2 separate regions of the Homo sapiens genome follow, and region 2 is linked to region 1. A link is an interaction called in ENCODE POLR2A ChIA-PET data of the cell type or tissue named here. Cell type or tissue: PC-9. All regions are shown on one strand.

Region 1 (8,000 bases):
CTAGCCTTCTTTCTTTCTTTCTTTTTTTTTTTTTTGGAGACAGAGTCTCGATCTATCACCCAGAATGGAGAGCAGTGGCGTGGTCTCAGCTCACTGCAACCTCCACCTTCTGGGTTCAAGCGATTCTCCTGCTTCAGCCTCCCGAGTAGCTGGGATTACAGGCATGCGCCACCATGCACGGCTAATTTTTTTGTATTATTAGTAGAGACAGGGTTTCACCATGTTGACCAGGCTGGTCTCGAACCCCTGACCTCAGATGATCCACCCACCTCGGCCTCCCAAAGTGCTGGGATTACAGGCATGAGCCACTGCACCCAGCCAGGCAGATTTCTCAGAACACAAAAACTTTAATCAGGAAAAAGTTGCTAAATTGGATTTTGTCAAAATGAAAAACATCCGCTCTTCGAAAGAAACTGAAAAGGCAAACTACAAACTGGAATAAAATATTTACAAACTATAGATATAAAGTAGTTGTATCTAAAATATATATAATACTGGCCGGGCACTGTGGTTCACATCTATAATTTCAGCACTTTGGAAGGCTGAGGTGGGCAGATCACTTGAGGTCAGGAGTCCAAGCACAGCCCGGCCAACATGGTGAAACCCTGTCTCTACTAAGAATACAAAAATTGGCTGGGCGCGGTGGTGGGCGCCTGTAGTCCCAGCTACTCAGGAGGCTGAGGCAGGAGAATCGCTGCAGTGAGTGGAGATCACTCCACTGCACTCCAGCCTGGGCAAAAGAGCTAGACTCAGTCTCAAAAATAATAATAATACATAATATATTTATAATAATCTCACAATTCAATAAGGAGACAGCCCCTACCCTTCCAAAAAAAAATGGGCAAAAGATTTGGCTACTTTGTCCAAGAAGATACATGGATGGCAATAAGCACTGAGAAAATGGTCAACATTGTTACTCAGTAGAGAAAGGCAAATTGAAAGTATAATAAGATGTGTGACTACACATCCACAAGTTACTCAAATTAAAAAGATTGGCCATTTCTAGCATTGGCAAGGATGTGGAGTAACTGGAACTCATATGTTGTTAGTTTGAATACAAAATAATAGTACAGCCAATTTGGAAAACGGTTTAGGTCTGACACAGTGGCTCACGCCTGTAATCCCAGCACTTCAGGAGGTCGAAGTGGGCGGATCACCTGTGGTCAGGAGTTCAAGACCAGCCTGGTCAACATGATGAAACCCTGTCTTTACTAATAATATAAAAAAAATTAGCCAGGAGTGGTGGTGTGTGCCTGTAATCCCAGCTACTTGGGAGGCTGAGGCAGGAGAATCGCTTGAACCAGGAAGGTGGAAATTGCAGTGAGCTGAGATCACGCCATTGCACTCCAGCTTGGGCAACAAGAGTGGAACTCCATCTCAAAAAAAAAAAAAAAGGAAAAAAAACGGTTTGGCAGTTTCTTTTAAAGTTAACCATGTATTCATGTAACTCAGAAATCCCTAGTGATTTGCTCCTCGATAGTTACTCAAGAGAAATAAAAACCTACGTCCACAGAAAAACTTGCACAATAACGTTCAGAGCAGCTTCACTCATACTAGCCCCAAACTGGAAACAATAAAAATTTCCATAATTAGATGAATAAATAATAAACTGTGGTGTATTCATGCAATGGACAACCATGGCATGATAAGCAACAATATGTTAAGTGAAATAATTAAGTAACAAAAAGAGTATCTGCACTACGACTCCATTTACTCACATTTCAAACAGAGCAAAAATAATAATAATAACCCTGCCCCATATTGTTTAGATATGTATACATAATTGGCAAAAACCATAGAGAAACAAAAGATATCATAAAATTTGGTCTAATGGGCCAGGTACAGTGGCTCATGTCTGTAATCCCAGCAATTTGGGAGGCCACAGCAGGAGGCTCACTTGAGCCTAGCAGTTTGAGACTAGCCTGGGCAACATAGCCTGGGCCCTACCTTTATTTAAAAAAAAAAAAAATTAGCCACCTGGTGGTATCCCAGCAACTTGGGAGGCTGAGGTGGGAGGATCACTTGAGCCAGGGAGGTCAAGGCTGCAATGAGCTATGATGACACCACTGCATTCCAGCCTTGGTGACAGAGTGAGATTGTGTCAAAAAAAAAAAAAAAAGTCTAAATGCTTACCTCCAAGGAGCACGACAAGCTAGCAATCTTCTCTGAGAAAGAGAAAGCTAGCAATCTTCTCTTTCTTGACCTCGGTGGTATTTTCATGATGTTTACTCCATATTTTATTAACTTTACATACATATTTTATATATACTTCTGTACATATACATTTTACTATTAAAATGTAGAAATAAAAAACTAAACACTATTTGACTGAATTATTATGAATCACTTAATGTCTAATATTTAAATGCTCAAGCATTTAAACATACAACTTTTTTTTTTTTTTTGAGACTGAGTTTCACTCTTTGTTGCCCAGCCTGGAGTGCAGTGGCATGATCTTGGCTCACTGCAACCTCTGCCTCCCAGGTTCAAGCAATTCTCCTGTCTCAGCCTCCTGAGTAGCTGGGATTACAGGTGCCCACCACCATGCCTGGCTAATTTTTGTATTTTTAGTAGCAATGGGATTTCAACATGTTGGCTAGGCTGGTTTTGAACTCCTGTCACACACGTCCATGTGGAGAGAGACCATCAAACAGGCTTTGTGTGAGCAATAAAGCTTTTTAATCGCCTGGGTGCAGGCGGACTGAGTCCAAAAAAGGAGTCAGCAAAGGGAGATAGACAAGGGTGAGGCAGTTTTATAGGATTTGGGTAGGTAGTGGAAAATTACAGTTAAAGGGGGTTGTTCTCTTGCTGGCAGGGGCGGGGGTTACAAGGTGCTCGGTGGGGAGCTTCTGATATTCATTGTCCAGGAGAAGGAATGTCACAAGGTAATGTCATCAGTTAAGGCAGGAACCGGCCACTGACCTCCTGATCCACCTGCCTCGGCCTCCCAAAGTGTTGGGATTACAGAGGGGACCCACCACACCTGGCCTATGACTTTTTTTTTAAAGGGGAAACACTGTGTCTTGTTTACCTTTGTATCAGTTTCCCAGTCTAACAAGTAGTCTACAAGTAATTGGAGACTTACCAATTGTTTGCTGAGCAGATTAAGATACATATTGTATAATGAAAGATAATTTGATATAATTTTAAAATTATTAATGTACTAGGTCACCTAAATGGAGACAAAAGGACATAATTATATGATTATATCACTTATAGGGAGTGATTTAAATTCACATTAATTCCTAAATTCCATGTGTTTAAAAACAAGATTTAATATCCAGACTATGGCAACACCATCTTTTACAAGTTATAGAATTTTGCAAATCAAATTATACATTGTTTTCACATTTTATCACAGTTACTATTTTTGCCAGTGTATTTGTTCTGTTAATTCATATACTGAAGAGAAAGGGCTAGAGTCTATACAACCACACCATTTCCAGTGAACACAATAATGCAGATGCTGGTATTTGTTTGTTTGTTTGTTTGTTTGTTTGTTTGTTTTGAGACAGTGTCTCACTCTGTCACCCAGGCTGGAGTGCAGTGGTGCAATCAGGGCTTATTGTAGCCTCAACCTCCCAGGCTCAAGTGATCCTCTCACCTCAGCTTCCTGAGTAGCTGGCACTACAGGCACATGCCACCATGTCTGGTTAATTTTTTTTTTTTTTTTTTTGTATTTAAGATGGGGTTTCACCACGTTACCCAGGCTGGTCAAGTAAAAATGTAAACAATATTTCCATATGAAGGCAACATGATTGCATATTTTGAAAAACCAAGTGAACTACCAAAAACAATTTGATAAAATAATAGAATAAGAGAACTAGCAAAACTGCAAGGTAAATTGACTAAACTGTATTGCCACATTCCAACAATAAAAATTAGAAATTACAGTGAGATAAATCGCATACATAATAATGAGAAACATTAAATATTTAATCTAGTCTCAAATGTCATCAATTGCAAGACATCATCAGTTTAAGACACCATCAGTTTATGAATTACCAAGAAAGAAAAAATGTAGGCCGGGCACGGTGGCTCACGCCTGTAATCCCAGAACCTTGGGAGGCTGAGGCAGACGGATCATGAGTTCAGGAGTTTGAGACCAGTCGGACCAACATGGTGAAACCCCGCCTTTACTAAAAATACAAAAATTAGCCGGGCGTGGTAGTGGGCGCCTGTAGTCCCAGCTACTCCGGAGGCTGAGACAGGAGAATCGCTTGAACGTGGGAGGCAGAGGTTGCAGTGAGTCAAGATTGTGCCACTGCACTCCACCCTGGGTGACAGAGTGAGACTCCATCTCAAAAAAAAAAAAAAAGAAAAGAAAAGAAAAGAAAAGAAAGAAAAAATGTTGCCAATTAAACTTAAACTGACAATGAATTCTCATTCTCGTCATTTAGAATTTTTATTTTGGCCGGGCGCGGTGGCTCACGCCTGTAATCCCAGCACTTTGGGAGGCCGAGGCGGGTGGATCACGAAGTCAAGAGATGGAGACCATCCTGGCCAACCTGGTGAAACCCCGTCTCTACAAAAAATACAAAAAATTAGCTGGGCGTGGTGGCAAGTGCCTATAGTCCCAGCTACTCAGGAGGCTGAGTCGGGAGAATCGCTTGAACCTGAGAGGCAGAGGTTGCAGTGAGCCAAAATCGTGCCACTGCACTCCAGCCTGGCAACAGAGTGAGACTCCATCTCAAAAAAAAAAAAAAAAAAAGAATTTTTATTTTACATTTATTGAAAGAGTTCTTTAGATTATTAAGATAGATTTTTATCATATTATTGTTGTACATTCATAAAAAGAAAACAGAAACTAAATAAATTAGTTAAGGTATATTAAAAATAATTTTATATTGATAGACTAATTCTTCTAAACCATTTTTGAATTCAGATACTGATGTCTGTTTTCTAACACAATATTGATGGGAAAGACTACACCATGACCTTGAGTGCCCCACGCCCTTGCAGGGTATGCCAAGAATGCAAGGCCCTGACCACTCCTTCCTTAGCTATTTCTTAGGGTGGTGTTTGCTGAGGTAATGTCCCAACAGTGAGCCAGCCTATTTGCCACTCACTGTAAAAATGATAAATCTCCCAGCTCAACTTTTTTCTCCTGTAACACAACCCAATTTGTCCATCTAGGCCACCTGTGTTGTCCCTGTGGGAATTGGGAGGCTTGGGAAACCTCATGAACATCACCTGAACATTCTGCCTATTGCTTTTGACTTGAAAAATGCAGCCTTTTTTCTCTAACCCCTGGAGTCTCATGTTTTCTGCCAGCATCCACCCCATGCTTAGATCCACACAATTTAACAGGTAGCTTGTTAGCTTGCGAGGAGGGTAAAATCTCAGACTCTTTAAAGACCTTAACAAATATCAACATCTGACCATCAAGAATGTTGGTGATGAGGTATTTCTTAAGGGCATTCTGTTATGGACTCAAGAAATTTCTGCCAAGTGGGCGACGGCCATTCTGCAAGTTATGATGCACATGCAGAGGCAATTACTAACAAGTGTTATACAACTGATCCCAGTTTCAGATGTTAAGTTGAGAAGTAGAGGTTCCCCTACTTTTTCCCCATATTTCATCCACATTTTAGAATGGATGAAATATGCTATGGTATCCATATGGTATAATGAATATTTTTTGTTTATTCATGACTCGTTCTTTAGCTTCCTGATACATTTAAAAATTTATTATATCAAGTACCCTAATAATTAGATACCCCAAATCAGGTTGAAATCAACTGCTTTTCCATCAATGGATGAATGGTATAATGGTTAGTACTGAGTGTTAACTTGATTGGATCGAAGGATACAAAGTATTGATCTTGGGTGTGGCTGTGAGGGTGTTGTCAAAAGATACTAACATTTGAGTCAGTGGACTGAGGAAGGCAGATTCACCCTTAACCTGGTGGGCCCAATATAATCAGCTGCCAACGAATGTAAAGCAGGCAGAAAAACGTGAAAAGGATAGCCTCCCAGCCTACATCTTTCTTCCATGCTGGTTGCTTCCTGCCCACGAACATTGGACTCCAAGTTCTTCATTTGTGGGGGCTCGGACTGTCTCTCCTTGCTCCTCTGCTTGCAGACAGCCTATTGTGATTCCTTGTAATCGTGTGAGTTAATACTTAATAAACTCCCGTGTGTGTGTGTGTGTGTGTGTGTGTGTGTGTGTGTGTGTGTGTGTGTATCTTCTATTCTGTCCCTCTAGAGAACCCTGACTAATACAGATTTTGGTACCAGGAGTGGTTCTAGAGGAACAGAATGTTAAGGATGGAGTTCTTTCATTTTTGGGGTTTCTGGATTTGGCTGCTTAATATGATTAGACCCAAAAATGCTAAGGACTCTACTTCTAATAGTATGGAGAACACTGATAGTCCTTGGTGTGAACTGTTTAGAGAGTTATACAAAATAAATGCATTTGGCACACCTGATTCACCACTCATGAGAGGCAAAGAGTTTAGTGACTCTATACATAATATCTTTGACCATATGTGGAGAACCAAGGAACATAATGAAGCTGGTTGGTTGCTTCTAAGTTCAATGGACAAAGTGATGAAAGAAAATGATAAACTCAGGGATTCTGTCTCCTGGCTTCAGAAACAGATACTGAGCCTCAAATCTGCTAAGATTGCCCTGAGTGAGAGTCGTATCTCCTGTAGAGAAAACTGAAATTGTGGAAAAACAGATACAAGCTCTTAACATGTGAGTGGCTGACCCCCAATGAAAGATACATGTACAGCTTTGCCAGGTGTCTACTGTTAAAGTGAGGGCATTCATGGGAAAAGACTGGGACCCTGAAACTTGGAATGTGGATTTGTGGGAGGACCCTGATGAAGTCGGGGACACTGAGTTTGTAAACTCTGATGAACGTTTTTTGCCAGAAGGAACAGCTTCCCCATCCCCAGTAGTAGCAGCATCCTCTCCTCGACCCATGCTGCCATCAGCCTTTCCACCTTTGTCTAAGGAGATAAACCCTGCACTGCCTGAGGCAATAGCGATGGCCTCCCCTGAGGCAGCTGCCAGGCAAGATAATGTTGATTCTCTTCAGGAGCTACCCCCAACACCTCTGTTTGCTTCAAGACCTATAATGAGACTAAAGTCCTAGTGGGCCCCTAGATGTGAGGTTGAGAGTGTGACCCATGAGGAGGTGCACTACACTCGAAAGGAGCTGTTTGAGTTCTCTAATTTATAGAAACAGAAACCCGGAGAACAGGCAGTGGAATGGATACTAAGGATATGGGATAATTGTGGAAGAAACATAGAATTGGATCAGGCTGAATTTATTGATTTGGCCCACTAAGTAAGGACTCTGCTTTTAATGTTGCAGCTTGGGGAGTTAAAAAAGGTTCTAATTGTTTACTTGCTTGGTTAGCAGAAATATGTATTAAAATATGGTCCACTGTGAGTGTGCTAAAATGCCTGATTTCCCTTGGTTTAATGTAGAGGAAGGGATCAAATGGCTTAGGGAGATTGGGATGGTGGAGTGCATTAGTGACTTTAGACCTACTCATCCCAGCTGGGAGGATCCAGAAGATATAGCCTTGACCAATGCCTTGCTAAATAGATTTCTGAGGGCAGCACCTGTATCTTTGAAGAGCCCTGTCATTCCTCTTCTCTGTATGTCAGATCTAAGAGTGGCAACCACAGTCACTCAACTACAAAATTTAAATACAATGGAAATAGGTCAGGCAGTTTGGCTCATGCCTGTAATCCCAGCACTTTGGGAGGCCAAGGTGGGTGGATCACCTGAGGTCAAGAGTTCAAGACCAGCCTGGCTAACATGGTGAAACCCCATCTCTACTAAAAACACAAAAATTAGCCAGGCGTGGTGGCGGGTGCCTGTAATCCTAGCTACTGGGAAGCTGAGACAGGAGAATTGCTTGAACCTGGGAGGTGGAGGTTGTAGTGAGCCAGGATTGAGCCACTGCACTCCAGCCTGGGCGATAAACCAAGACTCTGTCTCAGAAATAAAAATAAAAATAAAAAATAAATACAATGGA
Region 2 (8,000 bases), 350 kb after region 1:
CACATGCTGGACCATGAAATAAATCTCATTAAATTTACAACAAATCATATAAAGGGTGTTCCCTGACAACAAAAGAATAAAATTAAAACCCATAACCGAAAGAAATCTGAGAAAATCAATGGGTCAAAGAAGAAATCATGAGAGAAATTAAATACTTAAAACTGCATGAAAATGAAATCACAACATATTAAACTTCATGGGATACAGCTAAAGCAGTTTTATAGGAATATTTATAGCTTTAAATGCCCATATTAGAAAGAACAGCCTCGAATCAGTATTTATGCTTCCATACCTTAAGAAACTAGAAAAAGTGTAAACAAAATCAAAAACAGGAAGAAGAAAAAAATAAAGATAAAAGTAAAAATAAACAAAAAAAAAAAAAACCAGAGACATACGAATGAATTCAAAAATTAGTTCTTAAAAAATAATCAACAAAATTGACAATGTCTTAAATAGAATGATCAGGAAAGTAAGAGAGAACAGACACAAATTACCAAAATCAGAAATGAAGGAGAGGAAATCACTACCAATACTTTAGAAATTAAAAGGGAAGGCCCGGTGTGATGGCTCATGCCTATAATCCCAGCACTTTCCAGGCCAAGGTGGGCAGATCATTTGAGTCCAGGAGTTCGAGAGCAACCTGGGCAACAAGGAAAAACCTCGTCTCTATAGAAAATACAAAAATTAGCCAGGCATGGTGGCATGCACCTGTGGTCTTAGTTTCTCAGGAGGGTTAGGTGGGAAGATCACTTGAGCCTAGGAGGCAGAGGCTGCAGTGAGCCGAGATCACACCACTGCACTCCAGCCTGGGTGACAGAGTGAGACTCCTTTTCAAAAAAATAAAAAAAGAAAGAATTAAAAGGGAATATTAACTTTAAGCCAACAAATTACACAACTTATATTAAAAAAAAAGGAAATTCTTCAAAAGACAAATTACCAGAACAGACTCAACAAGAAATAGAAACTCTGAATAGATCCCTAACAAATAAGAAAACTGAACTACTTATTAAAAATCTTCACACTAAGAAAGCCTAGGCACAGACGATCTCACCAATGATTTTTATGAAATATATAAGAAAGAATAGCAAACTTTTATAAACTGTTTTATAAACTAGAGAATATTTCCCAGCTGAGTCTGGTATCACCAAAGCCAGACAGAGACAATGCAAGAAAACTACAGACCAATATCCCTCATGAACACACATACAAAAATTATTTTTTAAAAACTGGCAAACCAAATTCATCAACATATAAAAATGACTACACATTATGACCAAATGGGATTTATCCTGTGAATGCAAGGGTGGTTAACCATCTAAAAATAAATTAATGTAAAACATCTTATTAATAGAAATAGCAACTAAAGCTACATGACCATTTTGAAAGACACAGAAAAACACTTGACAAAATCCAACAACCACTATTTTTTAAAACTCTCAAAAATTAGAAATAAAAAGGCTCTTCTTCAACCTAATAAAGAGCATCTATGAAAATTCTACAGCTAACTTCCCTATCAGGAGAAAAACAAAAATGCCTGTTCTTATTCCTTCCACTGAATATTGTCCTGTAGGTTTTAGTTAGTACAGCAAAACACCAAAAAGTAACACATTTTAAGAAAAAAACTTAAAAAGATATTAAATGCATTCAGATTAGACAGGAAGAAATGAAACTGCATTATCAGATGACACTGTCCAGTATGTAGAAAATCCTAAGAAACCACCAACGAACAACTAGAATCAAAAAAAAGCTCAGCTAGATCACAAGATAGAAAATCAACATACAAAAATCAGTTGTATTTCTATATTCTAGCAAAAATGCAAAAATGAAATTAAGAAAACAATTCCATTCAAACTAGGACCATGAAGAATATTTGGGAATAAATTTTTAAAAATCAGTATAAGATTTGTATTTGCACACTGTTATAAGACACTGCTGAGCCAAAAAGATCTAAAACATTCCATGCTCATAAATTAGAAGACTCAAAATTGTTAATATGGTAATTCTCTTCAAATTGATCTATAGATTCAACATAATCTTTTTCAAAATCCCAGCTGTTTTTTTTCCATAGAAATAAGCTGATCCTAACTTTATAGGAAAATACAAAGGATCTAGAATAGCCAAAATAATTTAGTGAAGAAAAAAGTTGGAGAACTTATACTACCCAATTTCAAAACTTACTATGAAGCTACAGTAATCAAGATTGTGTGCTATTAATATAAGGACAGGTATACGGATTGATCAATGAAGAGAATCTAGAGTCCAGAAATAAATCTTTGTATTTATGTTAGATTTTTCACAAAGATGCCCACAAAATTCAATGGAATAAAAGACAGTCTTGTCAACAAATGATTTTTAGATAACTGGACATTTACATGCAAAAATAAATTTAAAAACAGACCATTAACTTATACCATACACAAAAATTAATTCAAATGGATCAAATACCTAAATGTATGAGCTTAAACTATAAACCATCTAAAGGAAAATATAGGAGAAAACATCTGTGACCTTAGGTCAGGCAGAGTTCTTAGATGACAAAAACAAGGCAGAGTTCTTAGATAACAAAAACATGAGCCATAAAAGATAAAACTGATAAACTGGATTTCATTAAAGTTAACAATTTTCATAGTTCAAATGATATCAATAAGAAAATGAAAAGACAAGCCATAGACTGGGAGAAAATATTGCCAAATCACAAATCTGATGAAGCTCTTGTATTCAGAATTTAAATGAACTCTCACTAGTGAACAAGAAGATAACACAACTTTGAAAATGGGCAAAGAACTTACTTAAGACACTTCACCAAAGAACACATATGAATGGCTTATAAATATACAAAAAAAAGTGCTCAATATCACTTCACCAAAGAACACATGTGAATGGCTTATAAACATATAAAAAAAAGTGCTCAGTATCATTAGTCATTAGGTATATTCTCACTGAAACCACAATGATACCATGACACATCCATTAAACTGTCATAATGTTATAAAAAAAGACACTATTAACTGTTGGTGAAGATGTAGAGAAACTTGAACCCTTACACACTGCTGGTAGAAATGTAAAATGATACAGCCACACTGGAATACAGTTTGGCTGTTTCTTAAAAAGTTAATTATCATATGACCCAGCAATTCCATTCTTAGGAATGTATCCAAGATAAATAAAAACGTATGTCTACACAAAGATTTCTCCATGAATGCTCAAAAAAGTATTACTCATAAAAGTAAAAAACTGGAAATTATATAAGTATCTACCAACTAGTGTATAGACAAACAAAATATCATAATACAATGAACTACCATTCAGCAATAAAAAAGAACAAAATACTGATACGTTATGTCATAAATGAACCTCAAAACATGCAAAGTGAAAGAAGCCAGATGCAAAATACTACATATAATTCTTTTTAGATGAAATGTCCAGAAAAATTTATAGAAACAAAGAGCAGATCAGTAGTTGCCAGGACTGGAGAGGGCTGTGGGAGTTGGGAACTCACTGCAAATAGGCTTGAGGAAAATTTGGGGACTGATGAAAAGGTTCTAAAACTAGAAACCATTAAATTGTATACTTAAACAGGTGAACTTTATATTAAGCGGATCATACCTCAATAACGTTGTAAAGTAAAATTGCATCTAGAGATATTAATCTCCTTTATCTAGCTCTAAACATTTCTCCTTAGGTCAATATATTTTTCCTTAAGAAATTTTTTTAGTTAGTAAAAACATTTATTGTACATACTGATCATATACAGTACTAACAATTTCTGGGAATGCAAAAACAAACACTGTGATTTGGTTGTATTAATTAGCTCTAACTTGCACTTGACTAAAATTTCTTGAGAAGAATAGGCAAAGCAATCATGTTTTTAAGCAAGCTTACAAACTGTCACCTGCATGTAGTTAAAGACTACTTCACTTACCCTAGGATGACAGTTACATTCAATATAATTACCCTGTTTTGAAAAGATTCACTGATATATTAAAGTAGGAAGGCATCTTACAAATAATCTAGTCCAATCTCTTCGTTTTACAGATAAGAAAAAGATGAAATTACGTGTTCAAGACCACACATTCAAAGTTAGTTGCAAAGCTTCCCAGTCTCCTGACTTTCCTGCTCTTTTTGTGCATCGAGTATGGTTTTATTGAAAGAAAGTGGTAGAAAATTTAAAAAAAAAAAATCACTGCAGCCGGGCATGGTGGCTCATGGCTGTAATCTACTTCGGGAGGCTGAGGCAGGTGGATCACCTGAGGCCAGGATTTTGAGACTAGCCTGGCCAACATGGCGAAACCCGTCTCCTTTACCACTTTATTCTCCCTTGGTGATTTCCATGTCTCAAGGATTTTAAACACTATATATATTAAAGACTCCAGCCTGGACCTCTCTCCTGAACTCCAGACTGGTATATCCAACTGCCTATTTGATATCTCCATTTGGATGTCTAACAACCATCTCAAACTTACTTCCAAAATAAATTCCTTATACTGTTCTTCGTGCTTCTTCTACAATACTCCTAATTTTGATTAAAGACAACTCATTTGTCCAGTTCCTTTGGCCAAAAATCTTATTATCCTTGACTCCTATCTTTTTTACACAACTTTTGGATCGTGAGTCTCTACCTTCAAAATATATCCAAAATTCGACCATTTCCAAGCCACCATGCTCCCTTCCCAGACTCTTAATTGGTCTTTTTCACTCTTGCACTCCTTGGCAGTTAAACATAGCAATCAGAGATTCTATTAAAATACAGGTTGGATCATGTCACTCTTTTTGAAATCCTTCAATGACTTTTTCAGAGCAAAGGCAAAATCCTTATAATGATCTACAAGTTTAGAATATGAATAACATTTTAAACCAAAAATCCGCCTTGATATTCTTTTCTCCTCTCAGTAAAATATGCCTGTATCCTCCTTGAGAAAACAATACTTATAATATGTAAGTGTTATATAAATTGGTGAGAATATAACATTAAATGAAATGGAGTGGAGGATTCTTTCTTTTCTCAGATCTCATACACCTACAACTCTTGAACTCAAGTCGTGATACAAAAGCAGATGATAGTACACTGTTAATCATAAAGCAAATATTAGAGGGAGAATATACATATTTATAGGAAAAAGTGTTTATAGTTCTAACGTCAACAAAACCAACTTCTCCTTTCAAATCAAACCAATAAACATTTTGGTTCAGCTTCAGGAAAAATTGACTCCCATTATAGGTGCTCTGATTCTAATAACTGTTTAAATTTGTTCCCGGTAAAAAAATACATGAAACCATTTGCCCTATTACCAATTTTTTTCAACTTGAATTTACACAATCTAAAATAATTGGTTTAATTCAATGTGGCAGATTAAAAACCACATGATTAGTACTCATGGCATGCCTATACCAAAATATCTCACATACCCCATAAATATATATACTTACTATGTACCCACAAAAATAAAAAATAAAAACCACAAATTATTTGCTAGTCCTCATATTGAGGTAATGGCTAATTCCTCTCCTTTGAATCTGGGCTGACCTTTGTGACATGCATGGTGAATAAAATGCAGCAGAAAGGGGCTAGGTGATAAGAAATCTTACAGCTTTCAAATAAGCATGTTGACAATACTTTTTGGAAACCCTGATCCACTATGTTAAATATCACATGACCATGAAAAAGCCATGCTGATGATGCTGTATGCAGATGCTACACATGATGTCTCCGCTGAATCGAGCCTTTTGGCTGTCTCTACCAAGGCGGCACTTATATGGGTAAAGCCATCTGGAACTATTCTGGCCAGCCCATCTACCAGCTGAATACCTCCAAGTAACCTCCATCACCACCACATGAACAAAGCCAAGCCCTGCCTAAATTCCTGACCCACAAAATCGTGAGACATAGGAAAATGGCTGTTATTTTAAAACCACACTAAGTATGGGGAGTAGTTTGTTACACAGCAACAGATAACTGGAACAGTCAGTAACATTTTTTTGTTTTGTTTTTAAATCAAACTGGCAACAAAGAAGTTCTCAAAGGTACATTTACAGTGTTCAAAAGTGGTAAAGAATTCACAGAGTGAGCCAAAGGAATTAAGTCAGGATATATGTTTATTCTCATATTCAGGAAGGTATTGCCATGGTAATGGAGAAACTACTGACGTGACTGAGTCATCAATGAATTAGACTTGAGAATGGGTACGAAAATGAGAAGAAAATATTCATAAATGATACCTAGCTAAATGAGCATAGCAGGAGGTTAAAACAAATCCATGACTTAGAAGTTTGGGAGACAGGGTATAGAATATTATGTTCTTGGTCTAGTTGGACAGAAATAAGTAAGAATGGAAAGCAGGAAATGTGAGTAGAATATAGGCAAATGAACAGACAATGGGAACTGTAAGTTACGTAGGATGGATATATGTTCTCTTAGCTCAGCCTCAAGAAGAAACAGCCTTCTAACAATATGCAATAGTGGCAAAAACAGGTTTTTAATTATAATTCTGCCACGTACTAGTTGAAAGACTTTAAGTTATTTACTTAGTCTCTTTGAGGGTTTCCTCAAATATAAAGTGAGGATAATAGTGCCTACCTCAGAGTTATTTTAAAAATTAATGAACTGGCTGGGCGCGGTGGCTCATGCCTTTAATACCAGAACTTTGGGAGGCCGAGGTGGATGGATCACCTGAGGTCGGGAGTTCGAGACCAACCTGGCAAACATGGTGAAACCCCGTCTCTACTAAAATACAAAATTAGCCGGTGTGGTGGTACATGCCTGTAATCCCAGCTACTCAGGAGGCAAAAGCAGGAGAATCACTTGAACCCAGGAGGCGGAGGTTGCAGTGCGCCGAGATCACGCCATTGCACACCAGCCTGGGCAACAAGAGTGAAAATCCATCTCAAAAAAAAAAAAAGTAATGAATTAATGTATGTAAAATAAGTGTAAAAGACAATAAATATTAAATTTGGAGATATGATATACTAGAAAAGAGTGTTTTAAAGTATTACTATCAATGCTATTAATAGATAGCATCACTTATTTGAGTACCTTCTATATGCCAAGCATTCTGCTAGATAACATTAATCTTCAGCAGATTCCTGTCAGACAGATATTGACCTCCCTACTTCATACTTATGAAATACCTGCATAAGTGGACAAAGTAACTGCTTAGTAGCATCGTAAAATATTTTCCTTTAAAAATACAATTATTGTTTCTTAACCTGATGACAGAATAAAAGATATATAAAATTTTACTGACAAAGATACTGGTATAATGGATGTAAGTAGTCAAAGAAAAAGGCCTTTAATAGAGGCCCCCAGGAATTATTATAGAAAATAAAAGCAAAATGGAAACGTCTGGGGTGGGGATAGGACAAGGAAATCTTAAAAGGGAATGTGAGATGAGAGTCTGAGGAAAAATCTATTTCTTGTATTAGCTAGACTGGAGATTTTCTGTCACTGTTGATAATAACAGCAGTTAGTGTCAGCTATGTACATTACTAGCTGCTTTACATTCATATCATCATTTAATTTTCATGGCAATCATCCAAAGCAGTTATCATTCATTTCATTAAAAATTTAGTGAGTACCTACAAGGTACCAGACATTGTGGATACACCTATACACAAGACAATACAGTGTTCCTGACCAAACCAGCTGGCAAACTATTATAGAAATGGAAGCCTTTTCAAAGAGGTTACAGTAATTTGCCTAAGTTCACACAGCTAATAAAGACCACAATCAGAATATGAATTCAAATCTTACTCCAGGCCTATGTTCTTAACCACTACACTTAATGACACAATAAAAAAATAAAAAATTCTGTAATGCTGACAAGCTACAAAACTATTTAAACTGATATAAAATTTTCTCAAGAAACATTCAGTAACACACTAAACATTTTATTAATCATCCATAATTAATAATTTATTAAACAGTTATATTTAAATTTATTTCAATAATATTCCATGCTTACTGCAGTTGTAACATTTAAAGATCAAAAATTTGGATATTAGTT

The links. Peaks named below come from ENCODE experiments on the same cell type or tissue, not always from the same donor. Only the 100,000 strongest peaks of a DNase experiment are listed, where the experiment ranks them.
Region 2: POLR2A ChIA-PET joins it to region 1 with 6 read pairs; 1 of 35 experiments calls an interaction of 5 or more read pairs at or near these places.

Annotation. Positions count from the first base shown.
Region 1 is chr5:37,269,755-37,277,754 of GRCh38, reverse strand. No RefSeq gene overlaps it. Among named protein-coding and RNA genes, the nearest start is that of CPLANE1, 24 kb to the right of the region's middle. In PC-9, no CTCF peak of the experiment used is centred here; a DNase peak (open chromatin) is centred at 4,994; H3K27ac peaks cover 1,926 bases.
Region 2 is chr5:36,924,169-36,932,168 of GRCh38, reverse strand. All of the region lies in intron 1 of NIPBL (NIPBL cohesin loading factor), which reads right to left. Among named protein-coding and RNA genes, the nearest start is that of NIPBL, 51 kb to the right of the region's middle. In PC-9, no CTCF peak of the experiment used is centred here; a DNase peak (open chromatin) is centred at 3,048; H3K27ac peaks cover 2,273 bases.